2 separate regions of the Homo sapiens genome follow, and region 1 is linked to region 2. A link is a contact called in ENCODE Hi-C data. All regions are on one chromosome and are shown on one strand. Each heading gives the region's core, a stretch centred on a gene start or an enhancer-like site at or near the end of the contact. The rest is flanking DNA. Distances are from core to core; before and after follow the strand shown.

Region 1 (3,972 bases), core at 183-2,682, 1.5 Mb before region 2:
ATTAGACCTTCCTCTTTTTTTTTTTTGTTTGTTTGTTTGGAGACAGAGTCTCCCTCTGTCGCCCAGGCTGGAGTGCAGTGGCAGAATTTTGGCTCACTGCAACCTCTACCTCACGGGTTCAAGCGATTCTCCTGCCTCAGCCTCCTGAGTAGCTGAGGTTACAGGTGCCCGCCACCACGCCTGCCTGATTTTTATATTTTTAGTAGAGACGGAGTTTCACCATGTTGGCCAGGCTGTTTTGAACTCCTGACCTCAGGTGATCCGCCCACCTCGGCCTCCCAAAGTGCTGGGATTACTTCTGTGAGCCACCACCGCGGCCGGTCCCTTCCTCCTTTAAAAATTTTTCTCCCAGTTCCCACTTTTTGTGGGTTAGAGGCATCTAAATTGAATGAAAGTACCCTTTTTGGACTACTGGGGAGGTGGGGGGATGTTCTCAGAAGGGGAATTTTCTTTCTGGTCCTAATATCCACCTAATTTTTAAAAGCAGGGCTCCTTATTATTTTGTAAAGTTTACAATTACATCATTAGATACTTCCATGTCTCATATTTCATTTTTCCAAACTCTTGGGGGAAATGAGTGGAGGGATGGATGGAATAGAAAATAGTTTTTCCTCTTGGAGGCTGAGGGCCCAGTAGGGGTCAACAGTACATTCAGCCCTCTCCTCACATATTCTGTTCTACCTACAAGTACAGCAAGTAAAGCCAAATTTCTCATGCATGCAAATAAAGTTTTTGCATTTGGCCAGTCGGTCCAGTTCTCCTGTCAGCTTCCTTCCCCACTCTGCCTCTGTTCATTAATCCCCCCCTTCCCGGTACCTAAACCCTCCACCTAACCCAGCCCTTTCTTCCACTTCCGGCTACTAGCCTCTCTCGCCTATCCACTATCCTCACACTCAGCATCCCCTGTCTGTACGAGATTAAGGAGCTCTGCCGTCCGCAGGGCCTGGGTTAGCGTGAATCTAAGCCAGAGCTCCCGGGTGGGGGTGGGGGTAGGGGTGGGGGTGGTCCCAGAGGTAGGGCGAGGAGGTGGGAAGCGTATTCCCTTCACTGGTGATCTCAACGTAGATTTGCCCGGAGTTCTCTTGCAAGAGAGCTGGCAGGTTTTACTATTTCCCAATCGTTTACTCGCCAAGCTCTCGGGTCCACGCGCCGCGGGGATGCGCCCTGCAAGCTGAAACTTCATTCAAAGCAAGGCGGCCCACGAGGTTGGGCTTAGGGGATCTGGATGACCTCCAGGCCACTTCCTTTCTCTCTGCGCCCTTCCCCCACTCTTCCAACCACCTTCGCTGTAAACAAAACTGTCCCCCCCGGGCGGAGAGAGGTCGCGCTCTTTCGCACACTCCCTCGCCAAGGGTTAATTTCTCAAATCGCACGAGGGGGAGGAGATTTCCCTGTAGACGAGTAAAAAGGGTGATGGACAAACGTGCGGGCACTAAGACCGCAAGGCATTCATTTCCTCCTACGGTGGATGCGGACGCCGGGAGGAGGAGAGCCCCAGAGAGAGGAGCTGGGAGCGGAGGCGCAGGCAATGCTCAGCCCTGGATGTAGCTGAGAGGCTGGGAGAAGAGACGACCGCTGGAGACCGAGCGGCGTGGGGAAGACCTAGGGGGGTGGGTGGGGGAAGCAGACAGGAGAACACTCGAAATCAAGCGCTTTACAGATTATTTTATTTTGTATAGAGAACACGTAGCGACTCCGAAGATCAGCCCCAATGAACATGTCAGTGTTGACTTTACAAGAATATGAATTCGAAAAGCAGTTCAACGAGAATGAAGCCATCCAATGGATGCAGGAAAACTGGTACGTGATGCTTTCGCCTGATACTGTTCCCGGGAGCCCTGCGCGTCTTCCCGGAGTGCCTTAATGTCGGTATTCCCTGCCTGGGCGTGAATGGAGCGATGAATCGCGGGCAGCCAGCTGATCGCTGAGTTCTCGGGTCTCCCGGGTGCAGGAGACGCTGGGGGGGGGGGGGTACATGAAGCGCGAGGTCTGTGGGTGCCCCTGTGTGAACCGCGGCTACATAGGCATCTTTTATATAGATTATATAACACAGAACATATGTGTGTGCACAGGGTGATGTCTGCGCGACAGGGAAGGCGGGAGAGATGCCACAGTCCAGATCGCCTACCTGTGCTCCCCTCCCCTCCCCCGGTTTTCATCTAGATTTGGGTTTTCTCGCTTGGCCTCTCCCGCAACCGGAGTGTGAAAGGCAGTGGAGGGAGGACCTTGTCTCCTGTTGCCTTTAACCCTCTCCCGCCCGCCGCCCTTGGCCCTGGTCCTCGCTGTCTCTCCATCCCTCGTGTCCTTCCTTTCTCCTTGCAGCGCTCCTACTTCACCGTCCTCCTCTGTCTGCCGCTCCTCAGGCGGATGCCCCCTTTTTAGTACCCCTTTCCCCACGCGGTTCCCTTTCCGGTTTCATAGAGAGACCGGGTGGGAGGGAGGAGGGGACAATGAAAACAGTAATAAATGAATGAACCCGAGCGAGTGGAGCCACGCCATTATTAAGTTTCTGTTTTACGGAAACGCCTTTTGGACACACTTCTAATTCTGTGCGTAGCTGCTGATTGGAGTTCAGGCACACAGATTAAAAGCCCCTCCGTCTGCAGAGTCCTTAGGGGCTCTTCCCTAGGAAACTAATAATCAGGGAAAACACCTTTCTTGTTTACTGTAGTCCCCCCGCCAGACCTTTTGAAAATCCCTGTGTGGGAGGCGATCCAGTGTCACCTTGCAATATTTAACAGAGGAGGGTGTGCTCATCTCGCTTCTTGTAGACAGGGTTGTGGCAGAGGCATTCCTCTCCTCCCCTTAACTTCGGGTCTGGCGATCTGTAAAGTTCAAGCCCAACGCACCCCGGAGCTAGGCAAGGGGCCGGCAGCCCGGGGGATGGCTTGACCGGGGAGGGTCGGGCCGCAGGGTCTCCCGGGAGCCGGGGGATTCCGCCCGCCGCGTGCGCGAGCGCGCGTGCCCCGCGCCCTCCCGCCTGCCCTCTTCAACTGGAAACCAGAAACGCCGGCGCGCCTGTGGCCTGGGCGGGTTGGTGCAGTAGGAGCTGGTGCCACGGGGCCGCAGCTGCGAAAAGGGGGTTTCAACTTCCTGTCCTCCAGCCCCCTGGAGTCGCCGGCCAGTGTCGGGAGGCCCGGCCGCCGCTTCCTTCTCCTCCCGCCCGGCCGGAGCGCGCCCACTCCCAGCTTCCCGCGGGCTGGTCCGGGCCCCAATGGCCATTTGCGGCGGCTGCCGGGCGGAGCCCGCCTCCTGGGCCGCGCGCACCGGCGGGGCAGGCCTGCTTGGGGTGAGCTGCGGCGTGGCTGGTGGCGGCGGTGGGCTAGGGGCCCAAGGGCCGCGTCTGGCCCGAGCCGGAGCCTAAGAGGCGGGGACGCGGGCCGCTCGGAAGGACTGGAAGTGCAGCAGCCACACAGGCACAGGGCTGGTGCCCTCCCGGGCCGCTGAGGCCAGGGGGTGCAGGGGTGGGTCCGGAAGGAGGTTGGACACTAAGGGTCGAGACCGCAGATAGACCTCGGCGTTTCGGGGCAGCCGAGGCCCCTCGAGCCCCACCGCCCGGGGTCCTTCTCTGGATGCACTTCCTCCTCCCGCTTAGGGGGTGGTGCTGGAGGCGGGGAGGGGGCGGTGGCCGGAGCCGGCGGGCGCCGGAACCGCGCTGCTGGCTAGCCCCGGGCCCGGGTCTTCTCCGCACATGTTTGTCATATCCTCCAGCCGGCCTGTTCGGGCCCACAGTCCTCCCGCATTAGCCTGTGTGGTCAGTGTGGTCAGCATTTGCTTCTGTGCCGAATCTCTGACTTGCTGCGTCCTGGTTTAACCTGCTCTTCCGGAGTCCGCTTTCCCTCGCTTTGCTGGCTGACCCCATTCACTGTACGCCCGCCATTCCTAGCCCACTGCAGTCGATACTGCCTCTTATTTACTTGTTGCTTTTTCTCTGAGGCCACTTCCTAGGCCTGCTTCAGGTACCATTTCCCG
Region 2 (4,188 bases), core at 747-3,246:
CTATTTGTCAGCAACAAATAGTTTATTTATAAAGGTGCACTCAGTTTTTAGAAGAGACTTCTTCCCTTCCAGTGGCAAAACCAATTCATCATACAAGATACCTCATAGACCTGGCCACTAAAAAGCAACCTTTCCACTTTCCCCCAATGGTTGGGACAAAGAATCTCCCCATTACAATAATCAACAGGAGAAAAAAGAGGGCCACAAAGAAAACTGAGGCTTCTCGCAAAGAATCCGACTCCAAGGGAAGTAAGGGTTACAGGAAAGAAACTAGCATTATTCATTATTATTATTGAATAATGACTTTTTTTTTGTCCAACGACCTTCGTGAACTGTGCAAAAATATGGAACGCTTCACGAATTTGCGAGTCATTCTTGCACAGGGGCCATGGTAATCTTCTCCCTATCATTCCAATTTTAGTATATGTGCTGCCGAAGCGAGCACTCAATAATAATACTGAATTATTCTATATTATTTATTTTTAAAAGTCTATTATTTTTAAAAGCCACATGCATTTTAAATTTTGTTTATTCAGTACAGTAGCTATTAACTTGATGAGCAAATGTTAATGGTTAATGCTAATGCAATGCTAGATAGTATCTTGTTACCAAATAAGTATTTAAATGTAACTCAAATATTTAAATGTAATTTATTTAAATGAACGTAAGTTAATTCTCACTATTCTAGATTGGGGGAAGGAGGTAAATTCAAAGGTGCTTTCTAGAACTCAGCTCTCTCAGTTTGAATCCTCCCCCTTCAGTGCCAACTATTCTCACAAAACATCTATGAAAATAACAATTATATGGCCACTCCCTTAAAAGTAGAACTACTTTTGCTATCCCAAATCCGTAGCTTTAATTTTATAATTTCCAGGTTAAGTACACCACTTCCCAAAATCTAAATTAATTTTATAATTTCCAAGTTAAGTACACCACTTCCCCAAATCTAAATGTACACAGTAGCACAGTTCTAAGTAAATCTTGGAACTGTGGCCTGAAAGGGTAGTGGCTCTGAAAAGACTAGCCGGATTGCCAACTCACCAGTACATAAGGCAACGCCCCTTTGCAATTTTCTATTTGAAAAGGACAGAATAAGATGATAGACAATTCAGAAGCGTTTAATAGTAATGCTATTTATCTTATTTTTTTAATTCTCAACTTCTGCCCACTGAAATACAGTATCGTCTGCAAATCTCATCTCCAATCTCAAATATTTATCAAACCTGTGATTTCAGAAAATTCCATTGATATTTATTGTAGGTCATGCAAAAGGCAACACAGAACCCTAGGTTTGAGCCAACAAAACTAAAGATTGTCAAGTCTCTTCCAAGATTCCAGGACAAAGATAAGTTTAAAAGTCCCACAAGCTCTTGACCAACCATGGAAGCGGAGTTGGCCAAATTAGACCTTCCCAGGACCTTTATCAAACAACCAACCATGGAAACGGAGTTTGCCAAATTAGGCTTTCCCAGGACATTTATCAAACAACGTATGGCAAGCAACAAAAAGAGCAACAATTTGGCCTTGAAAAATATATTTGACTCGGATCCCTGGGATGGGAGGGCTAGAAGGAGAAGAAAGGCAATGGGAGTGAGAACACGAATTCTCTTAAGACAGGGCGTGAAGGCGAATAAACTTGGACGTTAACACTTCGGACCCCAGAACTCCCCTCCACCCTCAGAAAAGATCCAAAGCAGAGCTATGCTTCCCCCGGGGCTGAGAGTCAGCGGAACAGACGCGCCTCCCGGGGCGGGTCAGTTCTCCGCTCCTCAGCCTCTCGGGCCCGACAGCCCGAGTTACCTCCGGTGATGAGGAAGTAAGACACCACCACCAGAGCATACACAGTCATGGCCGACGGCATGTGCAACCAGGGCGGCTTCTTCAGCTTCAGGTTGGGACATTCGAGCACTAAGAACGGGACACGGTACAAAGTCTCCATGTTGGTGGCAGCAAGGGCCGTTCTCGGCCTCAAGCCCCACGCGCCTCCCGGAAACAGGCCCGCCCTCCCTAACAAGTGCGCGTGCGCGAGGAAAGGACCCGCAGATCCGTAAAGCTCGGAGGTGGTTACTATACTCATAGAAGAAAATAAGAAACTAAATAAAACAAATAAATGATATGAATAAAGTGTTGTAAATTATTTAATCTAATTAAACTTACATTGTGATAATGTACTCTACATTTTTCTAATGGATATATAGGTGATTTGTGTACCTTCAAGGACCTGCGGGACTTCTAACGTGGCCAAGCCGGAGAAGCGGAGGCCAAGGAATCTAGGTGAGCCCCGCCCACTCGCTGACGCAGGGGATTTGAAAGCTGATTGGACAGGGGGCGCTCCCGGTTCCCAGAGCGGGAGATGAATGGGAACTTTTGGATATAAATGCCTTTTATATTAGAGGTTTTTTCAAGGGTTAGGAAAAGCCGGAGGCTGCTGAGCTTTTACTTCCCGATGTAGTCGTGGTAATAATAAGAATTAATAATAGTTGCTAAAGTAATATGTTACCAATTTTTTTTAAACATCCAGCCTGGATCACAAATGTCAACAGGACATCTCTACAGGGATGCCTTAATGCTGATAGCTTGGCGTGACCATAATACTATTTTGAATAACTCATCCTCTCAACTTTGCTCTTCCCTTGGTCATCTGTATGTCGCTAAAAGGTAAAATCCCTCTGGCCAAAAATCTTAAAGTCGTCTGGATTTCTCTCCTTACTAACCTTCTGCATCCAAAATATTAGTAGGTCTCTTTGGCTGTACTACCAAAATATCTCCAATTCATCTGCCCCTCACCATTCCACCACTGACACCCTAGTGTGAACCACCGCCATCTCTGGTCTGGGCAACATTTACAATCCAAATAGATGAAAATATATGATGGAGAATTAGTCATTAGGGATGGACTAGAAGGTCTAAAAGATTTTTTGTTTTCTGTTTTGCTTTTCTTTTTTATATAATCTTTTAAGACTCTACAAATGTTAACTTCCTTTTGGAGCAAGAGTTAAGAGTCACTGATTACATAAGTCCAGAGCATATTGACACATTATAGAGCCAATGTTTTTATATTTTTTTATTTGCTTGTTACTAAGCCCGTGGTTATTTTTACAGGATGCCATGTATTGGTTCTGCACTTCTAATTAGCTAACAACTCAATTGTTAAGAAATTGCTTGAAGACGGTAATGAAAATACTATCAAAACATTGTAGTATCCAATTCTAAGTACAGTTGAGGCTTGCTGCCCTTACTGTTCATTAGTGAGAGTCTCTCCCAGAGTCATATTGCCTATGTCTTAACGGAGCCACACGAATCTTAGGTTATGTAAAGGCCAATGATAACACCAATAATGAATGCATTTACACCAAAACCAGCGTTTATATGTAGGAAGTTTCTCTGGGCACTGTAAAGCAGAATGTTTCTGAAATTCCCACAGTTTTATAAGTAAGGAACACTTTGGAACAATTAAAATATTTTGCTTTGGTATGAAGAAAAAAATAAAAATAAAACATTTTGCTTTGGAAAAACATAGGGATTAAAGGTTTTTAAATTTCCTTTATAGCTTAAAAAGGAATCTAACATTAATTAACCACTGCTTGGCAGGTACTATGTTAAGTGATTTACATTTGTGCTTATATACTCTTCATGACAATTCTGTTAGGTAAATACTAGTATAACTGCTTTACATATGACAAAAGTGGCTCCTGGGAAGGGAAATAAACTCAAAAAGTGTAGTATAGTCTGTGACTGGATGAGACCTAAAAGGCAATTGCTGTAGAAGTAAATAGATTTAAGACGTTTAAAATGGTATACGTTTATATACTTATCCTTCTTCCTGTGTATACTAGGGACACATAATTTCTACCTACATTGTGGAAAACATATAAATTATTAATATATAATTTTTAAATGAAAAATTAATTTCATAAATAATAAAACTGCCAAGTCAGAACACACTGCATTCATCTATATGTTAAATTATTACTATCACTTTCCAAAAAGTAAGTTTGCTCCAGGAACCAATTCATTATTATTTTTTAACCTCTTAAGCTTTGAAATATTTTTCAACATGAGTTTGTAATATTCTATAAGCCACGTATAAAAGAGACCTTTCATGAGTAAGATATGCATATCTGTTATCATCCATGTCCTAACCCACAATTCCTACAGAAAAATGTTCTATTTAAACATAACATAAAC

Evidence for each region. Hi-C counts contacts between places; a loop is a spot of excess contacts on that map. Pooled maps may share reads with other maps.
Region 1: a loop to region 2 is called in a map of CD8-positive, alpha-beta T cell, with 9 times the contacts of the local background. The contact joins the promoter of ELOVL6 here to the promoter of OSTC in region 2. A Hi-C loop is called at or near these places in 5 of 168 maps with a recorded cell type or tissue (CD8-positive, alpha-beta T cell, chondrocyte and naive thymus-derived CD4-positive, alpha-beta T cell), 2 of 37 single-sample maps with no recorded cell type and 14 of 50 pooled maps.

The regions. Positions count from the first base shown.
Region 1 is chr4:110,196,075-110,200,046 of GRCh38, reverse strand. It overlaps ELOVL6 (ELOVL fatty acid elongase 6), which reads left to right and starts at 1,432. Exons shown (of 4, transcript NM_024090.3): 1 at 1,432-1,800. The coding sequence starts at 1,712. RefSeq lists enhancers at 1,059-1,851, 3,440-3,734 and silencers at 2,766-3,395, 3,596-3,705.
Region 2 is chr4:108,648,407-108,652,594 of GRCh38, reverse strand. It overlaps OSTC (oligosaccharyltransferase complex non-catalytic subunit), which reads right to left and starts at 1,996. Exons shown (of 4, transcript NM_021227.4): 1 at 1,801-1,996. The coding sequence starts at 1,939. It also overlaps the pseudogene RNU6-431P. RefSeq lists enhancers at 1,043-1,092, 1,707-2,056.